2 separate regions of the Homo sapiens genome follow, and region 2 is linked to region 1. The links are chromatin loops, found by intact Hi-C in ENCODE. Cell type or tissue: adrenal gland. All regions are shown on one strand. Links, peaks and the distances in the headings refer to the core of each region. The heading gives the core; the rest is flanking DNA. Region 1 overlaps EML1 (EMAP like 1). Region 2 overlaps EML1 (EMAP like 1).

What was found. A loop is a pair of places that touch in the nucleus more often than their neighbours do. Peaks named below come from ENCODE experiments on the same cell type or tissue, not always from the same donor. Only the 100,000 strongest peaks of a DNase experiment are listed, where the experiment ranks them.
Region 2: a loop joins it to region 1, with 1.9 times the contacts of the local background. A loop is called at or near these places in 7 of 110 quality-filtered maps.

The regions. Positions count from the first base shown.
Region 1 is chr14:99,861,867-99,869,199 of GRCh38, reverse strand. EML1 (EMAP like 1) reads right to left here. Exons shown (of 22, transcript NM_004434.3): 3 at 3,554-3,686. Among named protein-coding and RNA genes, the nearest start is that of EML1, 72 kb to the right of the region's middle. In adrenal gland, for the core only: no CTCF peak of the experiment used is centred there; no DNase peak of the experiment used is centred there.
Region 2 is chr14:99,806,526-99,813,858 of GRCh38, reverse strand. The region is part of intron 1 of EML1 (EMAP like 1); the gene reads right to left. Among named protein-coding and RNA genes, the nearest start is that of EML1, 17 kb to the right of the region's middle. In adrenal gland, for the core only: no CTCF peak of the experiment used is centred there; a DNase peak (open chromatin) is centred at 4,308; H3K27ac peaks cover 818 bases.

The DNA of each region.
Region 1 (7,333 bases), core at 3,051-5,550:
GGTTGCCACCACCACCAATTTGTAAAAAAAATGTGGTATCTCTAAAGCACAATAAAGCCAGACACAATAAAATGAGGCATGCATGTATTTGCTACAATAAAAAGTCAATCTTTAAATTAAACAACTCACTCTTAAACAATCAATGGTCAAAGAAGAAATCACAAAGAAATTTTAAAAATATCCGGAGACATATGAAAACACAACATACCAAAACTTTACAGGAGGCAGTGAAAGGGGTACTAAGAGGGAAGTCTATAGTGATCAAAGTTTTCATAAAAAGAAGACAGATCTCACATCAGCCTCCTAACTTTATACTTCAAGGAACTAGAAGAAGAAGATAAAACCAAAAGTTGGCAGAGCGAAGGAAATAATAAAGATTAGAGCAGAGATAAATGAAGTGGAGAATAGAAAAACAATAGGAAAAAAATCAACAAAACCAAGAATTGTTTTTTTTAAAAAAGATCAACAAAATTGAAAAACCCTTAGCTAGACTAACAAAGAAAGACAGAAAATTTAAATAACTAAAATTAGAAATGAAAGGACATTACAACGGATATAACAAAAACGAGAAGGACTATAAGAGACCACTGTGAACAAGCATATGCCAGCAAATTGGGTGACCTAGAGCAAATGGATAAGTCCTAGAAACACAAAGCCCACCAGGACTGAATCATAAAGAAGCAAAAAATATGAACAGACCTAGAACTAGTAAGGAGACTGAAGCAGTAATCAAAAACCTCCCAACAAAGAAAAGTCCAGGACCCAATGGCTGCAGCGGAGAATTCTATCAAACATTTAAAAAAGGATAAATTCCAATGCTCCTTAAACTCTTCCAAAGAATTGAGGAGGAGGGAACACTTCCAAATCATTGCATGAGGCCAGCATTATTCTAATACCAAAACCAGACAAAGACACAAGAAAAGAAAACTATAGACCAATATCCCTGATGAATGCTGATGAAAAAATCCTCAACAAAATACTAGTAAACTGAAAACAACAGCACATTAAATGGATTATATACCATGACAAATTAGGATTTATATTTGGAATGCAAGAATGATTCAACACATAAAAATCAATCAATGTGATACAATATTCACAGAATAAAGGACAAAAACCACATGATCATTTCAACTGATGCAGAAAAAGCATTTGACAAAATTCAACTCCTTTTCATGATAAAAAAACACAACAAACTAGGAATAGAAGGAAACTACCTCAATGTAATAAACGCCATATTTGAGTGGCCACAGCTCAAATAATACTCAATGGTAAAAGACTGAAAGCTTTTCCTCTAAAATTAGGAAGAAGGCAAGATACCCACTCTTGCCACTATTATTCAACATAGTACTCAAAGTCCTACCCAGAGCAATCAGACAAGAGAAAGAAATGAAAGGCATCCAAATAGGAAAGGATCCAAAGTAAAACTATCGGTCTACAGATGACAGAATCTTATATTTAGAAAACCCTAAAGATTCCAGAAGAAAACTGTGAGGACTAATACATAATTTCAACAAAGTTTCAGGTACAAAACCAACACACAAAAATCAGATGCATTTCTATATAATAACAATGACCAAGCTGAAAAGGAAGTTAAGAAATTAATTCTATTTACTGAAGCATCAAAAAGGATAAAATACTTAGGAATAACTTTAACCAAGGAGTTAGAAGACTCATACACTGAGAACTACAAAACTTTGCTAAAAGAAAATACAAAAAAAGAGAAAGACATCCTATGTTTATGGATTGGAAGACTTAATATTGCTAAAATCTCCATGCTACTCAAAGTGATATGCAGATTTAATGCAATCTCTATCAAAATCCCAAAGGCATTTTTTTGCAGAAATAGAAAAAAACTATCCTAAAATTCATATGGAATATCAAGGGACCCTAAATAGCCAAAACAATCATGAAAAAGAAGAATACAGTTGGGGGCCTCCCATTTCCTGATTTTAAAACATACTAAAAAGCAATAGTAATCAAGATGGTAGGGTATTGGCCATAAGGACAGATGTGCAGATAAATGGTACAGAATAGCCACTGATGGATGAATGTATAGACAAAATATGATAAAGATGGGGATAAGAGACACTGGGGACTCCAAAAGGAGGGTGGGAGAGAGGTGGGTAAGGGTTGAAAAACTTCCTATTTGGTACTATCTTCACTATCTGGGTAACAGGATCAACAGAAGCCCAAACCTCAGTATCACAAATATACCCTTGTAACAAACCTGCACACATACCCCCTGAACCTAAAATTAAGATAAAAAGCAAAATATGATATATACACACAATGCAATATTATCCAGCCTTAAAATCAGTCACATGCTACAATATGGATGCATGTCGAGGACATCATGCTAAACAAAGTAAGCCAGTCACAAAAGAACAAGCACTACTTAGATGATCCCACTCCTAGGAAATACCTAATGTAGTCAGAATCATAGCAACAAAAAGTAGAGAGGTGGTTGCCAAGGGCAGTGGGGAGAGTAGAGGGGAGTTACTATTTAATGGGTCTAGAGTTTCTATTTTGCCTGATGAAAAAGTTCTAGAGATCTGTTGCACAACAATAGATGCGTGAATATACTTAACACTACTGAACTCTTTTTTTTTTTTTTTTTTTTTTTTTTGAGATGGAGTTTTGCTCTTGTCACCCAGGCTGGGGTGCAATGGTGCAATCTTGACTCACTGCAACCTTGGCCTTCCAGGTTCAAGCGATTCTCCTGCCTCAGCCTCCCAAGTAGCTGGGATCACAGGCATGTGCCACCACGCTCAGATAATTTTTGTATTTTTAGTAGAGATAGGGCTTCGCCTGTTGGTCAGGCTGGTCTCGAACTCCTGACCACAGATGATCTGCCCGCCTTGGCCTCCCAAAGTGCTGGAATTACAGGCATGAGCCACCAAGCCCGGCCAGCACTACTGAACTCTACACTTAAAAATGGTTAAGGTGGGCTGGTCTCACACTCCTGAGCTCAAGTGATCCGCCCACCTTGGCCTCCCAAAGTGCTGGGATTATAGGTGTAAGCCACTGCACCTGGCCCTAAAATATAAAAATCTTTAAATGATAATTACAAAATAATAGCAAAGTTAAGAGCAAACTGTGCTCTTTGTGACAGATAACATCAATATTTAGACTCCATTGTTGGGTACATTTTGAAAGTATGAGCTTATCCAAATTGCATAGAGAAAAATCTAAGGTTGCTATGGCAATCTGAATTTTGCCATGTTCCCAGTATGGACTTGGGAACAGCTATTTATTTTTACCCAGGTTATACTAACATTTGTTTTTTCAAAAGAGAACTTTAAGTAAAAATACAAAACACCACACTGTGGTTTTAGCCAGTGAGGTTTCAAAGGCAACACAAGTAAATCTAAAACAAGAATAATAATAAACTTAACTAGTTCTTGTTATGGCACCATATAAAATGTTGGACTTTTATAAGCTTTAACTCACAGAAGAAATTGTACAATGTCATTTTAAAAAGTAATACTCATGTTGGAATCTAAGAGAGAACTGCTTTGAGAGTTCATTTAAGGCCCTGCTTCTGGCTCACCTTTTGGTTGCTGGCACAGCAGTTTCTTTCCTGACCCCGGAGGGGGATGGTAGAGAGCCAGTAGGTTTCTTTGGTAACACAGTGCCATTGTTGACCGTGGTTCTTAAAGGCAGGGTCTGCATCAGTGGTCTTGCTGTAAGACAAGCAGAAAATAATATCAGAAAGTTCCCCTTTGCAAAGGTAACATTTTACAGCAGGGGTCCTCAACTGCCTGTTAGGAAGATGAGGCCACACAGCAGGAGGAGGTGAGCAGTGAGCGAGTGAGCAACTCTTCATCTCTATTTACGGTTGCTACCCATCACTCATGTTACCACCTGAGCTCTGCCTCCTGTCAGATCAGATTAGATTCTCATAGGAGTGCAAACTCTTGTGAACTGTGCATGCGAGGGATCTAGGTTGAGCATTCCTTATGAGAATCTAATGCCTGATGATCTGTCGCTGTCTCCCATCAACCCTAGATGGGACTATCTGGTTGCAGGAAAACAAGCTCAGGACTGCCACTGATTCTACGTTATGGTGAGCTGTATAATTATTTCATTATATATTAAAATGTAATAGTAAGAAAGAAGGTACACAATAAATAATAAGAAAGAAGGTACACAATAAATGTACCATGCTTGAATAGCCCCAAAACCATCCCCACCACCCGCCCCACTTCTGTGGAAAAATCATCTTCCACAATTTCCTTGGTGCCAAAAAGGCTGGAGACCACTGTTTTACAGAACATAAGCTAAGTAGAAAGGAAAAGGACATGAATTTTGAAACACCAGCAGCACTGACAAAGGTATGAAGGCAATTCCTTGGAGAAAGGATCATCTTTTCTTTTTTTTTTTTTTTTTTTGAGACAGAGTTTCACTCTTGTTGCTCAGGCTGGAGTGCAGTGGCACAATCTCAGCCAACTCGGTCTCCTGGGTTCAAGCGATTCTCCTACCTCAGCCTCCTGAGTAGCTGGGATTACAGGTGCTGGCTACCATGCCCAGCTAATTTTTGTATATTTAGTAGAGATGGGGTTTCGCCATGTTGGCCAGGCTGGTCTCGAACTCCTGACCTCAGGTGATCCGCCTGCCTCGGCCTCCCAGTGTTGGGATTACAGGTGAGAGCCACCATGCCCAGCCAAGATCATCTTTTCAACAAAGGCAACCTAGACACTAACCTCACACCCTACACAAAAATTAAAACAGCCCATAAACCTAAATTTAAAATGCAAAACTATAAAACTTCTAGAAGAAAGTGGTTTGGTGATGAGTTTTTAGATATAATACCAAAAGCACAATCCATGAAAGAAAAAAATTGATAGTTTGGACTTCATTAACATTTTTAAAAATTTGCAAAAGAACTTAAGAGGATTAAAATACAAGGCATAGATTGGGAGAAAATATTTGCACATCACGTATCTGATAAAAGACTTGTATAAGGAACATAAAAGGAACTCTTCAAATTCAATGGTAAGAAAACAAACAGCCCAATTAAAAAAATGGGCAAAAGATCTGAAAAGACACTTCACCAAAGAAGACATATACAGATGGCAAATAAGCATATGAAAAGATGCTCAACGTCATTTGTCATTAGGGAAATGCAAATTAAAACAATAATGCGATACTTCTATACACCTATTAGAATGGCTGAAATCCAAAAAGACAGACAAAATACCAATTGATGGCCGGGATGCCGATCAACAGGAACTCTCATTCCTTGCTGGTGGGAATGAAAAATAGTACAGCCACTGTGGAAGACAGTCTGGCAGTTTCTTATAAAGCTAAATATAGTTTCACCATATGATCCAGTAATTGTACTGACACTAGGTATTTACCCAATTGATCTGAAAACTTATGTCTACACAAACCCGCATGTAAATATTTAGAGCTGCTTTATTTACAATCGTCAAAAACGGGAAGCGACCAAGATGTCCTCTGATAGGTGAACAGATAAACAAACTGACCCATCCATACAATGGAATATGAGTTGGTGATAAAAGGAATGAAGCAAACCACATCTGAAATCCACATTGCTAAGGGAAAGCAGCAAGTCTGAGAGGCTCCATGTTGTATGATTGCATTTATATGACATTTGAGTAAAGGTAAACTAAAGACAGAAAATCGATTTGTGGCTGTCAGAGGTTGCAGGGCAGGGGCTGAATAGGTGACATACAGGAAGTCTTCTAGGGTGATAAAACTATTCTGTAAGATACCATCATGGGGCATATGTGACATGATGCCTTGTCAAAGCCCAGAGACCCTTACAGCACCAAGAGTGAACCTTGAAGTATGCAAGTAAAACCATCTAGGAGACAGGGAAACCCCATGATGGAATGAAGATTGTATGACAAACATATGACAACCTCACTGAAGGTAGTGGGGGGCAGGAAGATGCTGACCTAAGTCATTTTGGAAATGAGTAGAGACTGTAAAACTAAAGATAACAGGAACTGCGCATCAGCACTGTATTCTAGTTAGTAAGGGTGCTTCCCACAAAGGTGGAGGCTAACAATTCTGAAACCACTACACAGGAACATCAGGATGGAACAATTACATAAAAGGATGGAGGATGGCAGCGGCAGGTCTCTCACTGTTGGAGAGGGAGGTGATGGATAAGCAAGGGCAGATGGCGGGAATGAACCATGTGCCACTAGAGTAGAGACATCAGTGTGGACTCAGGTTTCCCTTAACACAGATGCAGACATGTAAGTATAAATACATACATAGACACCCACACACACAGGTTAGTATAAACACATGTTTCTGAGCTCTGTCTGCTGACAGGGCCTAAAGCAATGACACCTAATGCCCAAACCTTGGTTTCCAAGGCCATTCTACAGCAGAAGAAAGCATGCCTTCAGGGGAAGCAGCAGCACGTACGGCTGGGGCAGGGAGCACATGAATCTGGAGTCTTCTGTGGTGCCAGAAAGTAAAGAAGTGCTCAGACAACAACAACAAAACCAAAAGACACTATTTTGGTGGGGGCAAGTCAAACGGACACAAAACCTAACTGAAAGAGCTCCCAAAGGCCAAAGCTGGAACAATTTGAGCCACAAAACAAATAACATAGTATTCGATTATAACCCAAAGTACACAACGAGTATCTGTAAGTTTATGCTACAGTATATATAAATAAATGATTGGGTAAATACATAAATGAAGAGAACGGACAAATCCCCATACAGCTGTATTCTGAATAATTTATGTGGCTACCCCACCCTCAAGAAGGTAAAATATAATCTGCCACTCCTTAAATGTAGCTGGCACATACTGACTTCCTTCTAACAGCCACATGACGAAGTTGGGGGAGAAGTTACTTTCCAGTGGAGAGACCTGACCAACACCCCCTCAGCCAGATGGCCAAGGTCAACAACCACAGTGATGAGCCATGTTGATAGCATGCACCCTTGGACGGGATGTGCTGATAAGATGAGAATGGCACTTTACCTCTGTGCCTTCCTCCCTAAAGCCCATAAGCTGAGTCTATCCATGAGAAAAACATCAGGCGAAGCCAAGGTGAAGGATAGTCAATGAACCCTCTAACAGGTATTCCTCAAAACTGTCAAGATCATCAAAAACAAGGAAGACTGTCAGCCTGGAGGAGGCTGAGGAGCCAGGGTAACTAAAGATAATGTGTTATCCTGCATGGGAACCTGGAACCAAAAGGGCTTAAGGGACAAACTAAGGAAATCCCAATAGAGCATGGTCATTAATTAATAATAATGTATTAATATTGATCCATTAGTTGTGACAAATGTACCATACTAATGTAAGACGGTAATAACAGGGGAAACTGGGTACTGGG
Region 2 (7,333 bases), core at 3,086-5,585, 55 kb after region 1:
AAATAAATATTCAGCTTGTCTAAACTCAAGTCTCAATTCCAATTGAGTTGATGAAATTGTTGATAACTAGCTATTGATTAGGATTGGTATAATGATCTGCAAAATAGCCAGTCCTCCTCCATCTCTATAGTTAAAAAAAAATTTTTTTTTTAAGACAGAGTCTTGCTCTGCCTCCCAGGCTGGAGAGCTGTGGCATGATTGTAGCTCACTGCAGCAACTATCTTCCCAGGCTCAAGCGATCCTCCCACCTCAGCCTCCCAAGTAACTGGGACTACAGGCACACGCCACCACAACTGGCTAAATTTTTATAGAGACCGGGTCTCACTATGCGACCTAGGCTGGTCTCAAACTCCTGGGCTCAGGCAATCCTTCTGCCTCGGCCTCCCACAGTGCTGGGATTACAGGCGTGAGCCACCACACCTGGCCATCTCAATCGTTTTTAATAGGTAAAGATAGTTATTTTTGTCAGTCTTGATAATCTACCAAATGATATTTTCTACAACAAAAACACTATATAATTGTACATGTTAGGGTATTTGAATTTTTGTCTTGAAGATAATGATTAAAAAGAAAAAAAGCTAAGTGGCTGGGGGTTTTTTCCTTAAATCAAAAGCCAGGATTTCTCTTGCGTGAGACCGTCCCCTGTTCCTCCCTCACTGAGAAACACAAAATTGACAGGGCTGATATTTCAAAGCGTACAAAACTGGTTCAGCCATACCCATAATCCTTCTGCTTGGCAAAACAAGATTAATCAGCTTTCCTCAAGAAAGACGGCTAACTACGGTTCCTGGGCCAAACAGAGTACTACATTTCAAAGGGTGGCACCCAATTTATTCAGCCTTAGGAGAAGGATGTGGAGGTTACGCAGTGTGGAACAGATTTTTTACAGAGTAAATGAGAGAGCCTTTGGTTTAGGGCCCCTCTGCCTGCTCACTGCTTGTTAGCTATGCATCAGGAAAGAGAATTATTACACTTAGAAACACTTTATCTGTTTACTTGCTTTTAAAACCACGTAAGAATGTTCAGCTAAAGAAAAGTAAATTGCACCAAAGCTGTTGGCAGCTGAGATACTAGTCACTGGGAACTCCAAACAAACAATTCTGAGCCTCTATTCAAAGGTGTTTATTATTTCCTTGACCCCTGAAACTTTCTGCAACCCTGCAGAGGAGGAAGGCTGACTCCCCTCCCTACCCCACCTGCTTCCAACCTCCCCTAAATCCTGACACTCTGAGCCTCTTTGGTATGGAAGACACCTCTGAGCCAGGCAAAGTGAAGAGCCGATTGTACAGGGAGGGCCGTGGGACAATGCATGTGGGGAGGCGCATTGTGCAGCCGAGGAATGGTCACTGGGAGGTGGACGGCAGGGAAGAGATCTGACAGCACCTCAATGCTGTGTACCACTATGTCAGCCTCAAAAAAGCATCGTCACCTGGATGCTGCCTGGCATCTACCTTTTTAGAGTTAGGTTAGAAAATATTCATTTGGCTGACTTCCTTTCTCAGTGTATGTCCAGCTGTTTCGTTATCACAGAGAGACAGCCTCATGAATGTCTTTGGTTGGGCACCCACATGGCGCCTGGTGATGAAGGGGCTGGGCATGCACAGTCAGGCCTCCCTGACTGCATCAGCAACCCTAACCCCCTGAATTACCAGCAATACATCTCCCCACTGTACAAACTCCAACACACACGTACTGTTCACCTATTAAACTAGGCAATGCAGAGTTCTCAAAGATGAATGAATACCAAGGGGGCTTAGCTCTTGAGATGTCAGACAGGAGAGTAGAGAAATAAGTACGGGTGACTCTTGAACACTGTGGGTTTCAACTGCGCAGATCCACTTACACAGGAATTTTCTGCCACCTGTGCCACCTCTGAGACAGCAAGACCAACCCTTCCTCCTCCTCAGCCTATTCAATGTGAAGACAATGAGGTTGAAGACCTTTGTGATGATCCACTGCCACTTATGAATAGTACATGTATTTTCTCTTCCTTATGATTTTTCTTTATTTTCTTTCTTTCCTTCCTTTCTCTCTCTCTCTCTCTTTTTGAGACATAGTCTCATTCCTGTTGCCTAGTCTGGAGTGCAGGGATGTGATCTTGGCTCACTGCAGCCTCAACCTTCCAGTTTCAAGCAATCCTCCACCCCAGCCTCTTAAGTAGCTGGGACTATAGGTTCGTGCCACAAAGCCTGGCTAATTTTTTTTTTTTTTTTTTTTTGGTAGAGACAGGGTTTTATCGTGTTGCCCAGGCTGATCTAAAACTCCTAGGGTCAAGTGATCCTCCCGCCTTGGCCACCCAAAGTGTTGGGATTACAGGCATGAGCCACCCAACTCGGCTTGATTTTCTTAGTAACATTTTCCTTTCCCTAGCTCACTGTATTGTAAGAATACAGTATACAATACATATAACATACAAAATATGTGTTAATCGACTGCTTGTATTATTGGTAAGGTTCCGGTCAATAGTAAGCTGTTAGTAGTTAAGACTTTGAGGAGTCAAATGTTACACTCAACACAAGGCACAGTGGCTCGAACCTGTAATCCCAGAACTTTGGGAGGCCGACGTGGGTGGATCACTTGAGCCCAGTGAGTCAAGGCTGCAGTGAGCTGTGATCAACCACTGCACTCTAGCCTGGGTGATAGAGCGAGACCCTGTTTCAAAAAACAAAAACCCAAAAAAACAAAAAAAAAACCCCTATTATACATGAATTTTTAACTGTGCTAGGGCTCAGCACCCCCTAACCCCTGCGTTGTTCAAGGGTCAACCGTGTATGAGGTGAACATCATAAGAGACGGGGAGAACCACCATATGGGATCCCAGACAGACATATCTGGATGTAGGAAAAGAGGAAGAAGAATCAGAAATACTTTACCATGTGATCAGAGTTTTTTCTTTAACTGACAATAATTGTATATATTTAGGGGGTACAATGCAATGCTTTGATACATGTATATGTATGTGGATGATTACATCAAGCTAATTAACATACCCATCACATCACATATGTATCATTTTTTTGTGCTGAGAACATTTAAGATCCACTCCTTTAGCAATTTTGAAACATGTAATATGTTATTATTAACTATAGTCACCAGATTGAGTTTCACAATTCACAAAGCAGTCACATAGATTATTTCACTTAAGAGTTGCAAGGATTAGGAAGGAATCCCACTTTATGGCATAGAAAACTGAGCCACAAGGTCACGTGATTTGTCCCGGGTATCTGAAAAAGCCACTGCTTCAAGTGGGTTGGGGTTAGAAAATAGCTGAGTCTTAACAAATAATGCAGAGGGCCTATGAAAGCCGCAGAACAGGAAAAGCCACGAGGATTGGAATCTGCAGATGTGGAGAAGCTATTTAGCCCTCAGTTTCCTCATCTATGAAAAGGGCCAACACCAGCTGGTCCACTGAATGGTTGCGAGGACGAAATGAAACACTGCAACAAAACCATAAACCGCAGATGTTACACTCATGTGAAGTGTCACTGCTACTTTTCACAAGCCAAGCACAGGTCTTCTTATGGCAGATACATAAATTCCTGTTGAACAAAGAAATGAAGGAAGGAAGGAACCCATGAATTTAGCAAAGTCAACAGAGTCTCCCTGAACTTTGTTTTCATGGGCCTGGACTCTGGTACAGCCTGGCTCTGTAGCATCTGGCTGGTTCTGAAGGACACGGTGACAGGTGAATGCTGTAAAATGGCCTTGCAGTTCCCCCAGGGGCGCCAGCTTCCTACACGCCAGGCTTCCACGTAAACATCACTCAAACACTGGGGAGTGTCCGCAGATACAAGTCAGCAGCAGTGCCCTGACTGGGCCGCATTGCAGCAGGAACCACCCAGGAACCAGACGCGGTACAGGGCCGGCTCGGCTGTCTGGTTATACTGGTCTGGAAACCCTTCCTCAAATCCCTGGGGCCTGAAATGTTTTTGAACTCAGATTCAGACTTTAAAACGGAAGTCCAGGGCATACACCATACATTAGCCAATATCCCAGAAGGGCCTAGGACAAGACCCATAGTCACATTCAAAAATACCTCTACAGAAAAGCAGAACTTTCACACTAAAAGAAATGAACACAAACGATTAAAAGCCACATGTTTCAATTCAGAGGAGTTCTCCCCACCCATCAAATGATTTCAGATCAGGCCAAATCCAACTAGCAAACAAGTTACCAAAAAACATCTGGGTTTCACAGCTTTCTGGATGTTGAAATCGCAGATAAGACGTTGCAGGCCTGACTCAAGGGCTGTTAAATCTCAAGGCATCTGCCATACACCCAGGGCTGGGATGGACCCAGAAAGCTGGCAGTGCACGGCCGAGGTTCCCAGGGTGCCGACCAGGGCGCCTGTCCAAGTGCTGGACACAGCTTCTGGGCATGCTGTCTCATCCCTTACTTCAGCCAGAATGGAAAATTGCGTGAGTAAGTATGCGCTACTGCAAAGTCAGCAGCTTCCCCGCCCCTTTAACATACAGCAGATTGTGCTTTGAGGGAGAAGAGGAATTAAATAAATAAATAAATAAAATAAAAAACAAGCCACTTTACCTACAATGTGGCCTGAAGAACAAGGTCAAAGTTTGATAAATATGATATTTAAGCAGATAGGGGAATTGAAAATGTTCAGAAAATGTTACAGAATGTCGGGGTTTCTTAAAGCAGGGCATAACAATTTTCAAGGTGCAGGGAAAAAAATAACAAAATTTGCAAAAATTCAATTATCTATAGCGTATTTTCTCTTTTTATAAAGGTATAGATTACCAGGTCAACACGGATGCTAACATGAAGACAACAAATAGAAAGCCACTTGGTATAGTTCAAAGAAACCTGGGGTTTTTTTCGGGAGACCTAGGATCGAGATGTGGTCCTCACTGAACTATTTGGCCTTGGCTAAGTTACTCAGCACCCATCAGCTTCCCTGATTACATGTAAGATAAATATGATAAAGTAGTATTTTACTTACCTTAGAGTTTGGTTGTGAGAATTAAGTGAGAAACAGATCTGAAGGTGCTTTAAAAACTGTAAAATATTAGAAAGGAGATCATTTTATATTGGGGTTATGTTCTAAGGGCAGTGAATTGGATGGAAAATAGAGTGTGTTGAAATTACTCTTGAAAAATTCCCCAGATAGTCCACAGTGTGGAGCATACGTGGTTTTGTGTAAACTGTATCATCTCTCAGCAAATCCCTCCAAGACTGGAATAGATTCCTGTTTGGGGAGTTAAATACACACCGTGGTTGGCCTGCATTTAGAGACCATTTTGAACAAAAATAGAAAAATAAACAAAATTAAATAATATATATTGTTTTTCACTAAATACGTATATAATATATGTGATCCATGAATGCTGGAAGTTCTTACACTCTGACTCCAACCTACAGTAATTAGGAGGCTTTGCCACCTATGACTGTGTGTTATTTTATTACCGTACACAATGAAGAAATGTTTCTGGTATTACTGAAAAGCTTCTCAGGATCCAGAAGTTCTCTCCTTGTCTCTTATAATAATTTAAAGATAACACAGCTCTTTGCATAATTTCAGCATCTGATTTTTCATTCAACAAGAATGTACTGGAGACAAACTCCCTGCGAGGCACTGTGCAGAGCAGGGGAAAGAAGCAAACGAAAGAAAAAGACAACACAGCGCCCCTGCCCTCAAGGAACTCACTAGCTGATGGTGGCAACAAAGGCCCTCACAGCTGACCACGGTGCAGGGCAGAGGGAAACCAGCAGTGATCAGAGGGGTATGTATCATAATTCAGAAACGCAGAGGAAAGACCAAGTAATCCGGGACAGATGAGGGAAGACTTCACCCCAGGGATAGTCTGTAGGCCGGGTCTTAAGGCATGAACAGTATTTAAATACGGAAAAAGGAGGGGCTCGTGACTGATAAAGCATGACCACAGAGTCCTGGAAACTCTTGGCACACAGTAAGCAGAGGGGTGTGGTAAGACCACAAATCTAACATTTATGAGATACCTACTAGGCATCAGGAATGAGGATAAGTCAACCCAGCTGTAACCATCAAGACAACACTAAGGTGACACTTACTACTAAGTCCTAGCATCTTGATTCTAGACAACGCTGTGCTGGAGCTCTCAAGCCTGCCCTGCAGACCCCGTCTCCACCCTCTCTCCCCTGCGTGGGCTGCATCAACAGGCTTCCCCTTGGGTAGGAGCAGTGGAGGGGAAGGAGGGAGGGGAGTGAGGTCAGGGTTTCTTCCTGGGGTAGGGTTGCTGTCACAGCTCCTGTCTGGCGGCTCTGTCCACCCAGCCCTCTCTGAACCCAGGTCTGGTAACTGCCCCTCTGCCCCTTCAGGCCTAGGGTGGGACTGTGCCTGCTGTACCAGTCCTGGCCACTACCCCAGCCCTTGTGGTCTCCCTATACCTTGCACCAACCTTCACAACAGTGACTTTGTCACAATCGCCTTAAATTGGCCATTGAGGGCACCATTGCTTCCTGCCAGGACTCTCTAGAATCGCCTTGCAGCCAGCTCTCCTTGTTAGAGCTGAGGAAACTGAGGCCAGGAAAGAATAAGTAATTATCCAAGTTCACACAGTCATTTCATTGAACAGCAGAATCAAGGCTGCAACCCAGATGTGTCTGTCTCCAAAGCCTATGCACTCCAACTCTGGGAAAGTAATTTGGTGGTAGATTACAGAGGATCACGAAAGAATGCACGTAATCTTTTGTGCTAATTCTCAAGAGTTCATTATTCGTCTGCACGTGTGCAGCCTGTGCCTGCTTGTCTCTTTAAACAGTCCTGCAAATGAGATGCTCCAATCAGGCGTTCACGGCATCAAACGGTGCCAAACGTACAAAAGCAATCCTTAAAAAAAAACAAAAACTCAGAGATATTCCAAGACTCCAGTCCAGATCCTTCCTAGATCCCGGGTCCTGCATCTGCTGTTTCTCTTCTTAGATTCTTAGCTAATTGGGAGAGAATGCATGTTATTGGCGATCAGAAGGCATATGTCATGAAATTTCTTTAGCAAACATATGCCCCTCATCATTTTTCTAAACAGCTCTAAATTTTTTCCCAGCTCTCCATTCCTAAAAGAGCTTAGACACTTGTCACCCTTCTTGGCTTGTCAGAGCAGCCAGTGTTGCTGTGCTTGGGTGTGAAGGGCAGCTCTGAATCCATGCCCTGTCTCCTCATACTTGGCACTACCCTTCTTGAGAGTGGTCTTGTACTGGCTCTTGCTTGGGGGAAGGAGCACACTTTCCATTAGAGATTCCAGAGACTGGCCAGGCGCAGTGGCTCATGCCTATAATCCCAGCATTTTGGGAGGCCAAGGTGGGCAGATCACCTGAGGTTGGGAGTTCGAGACCAGCC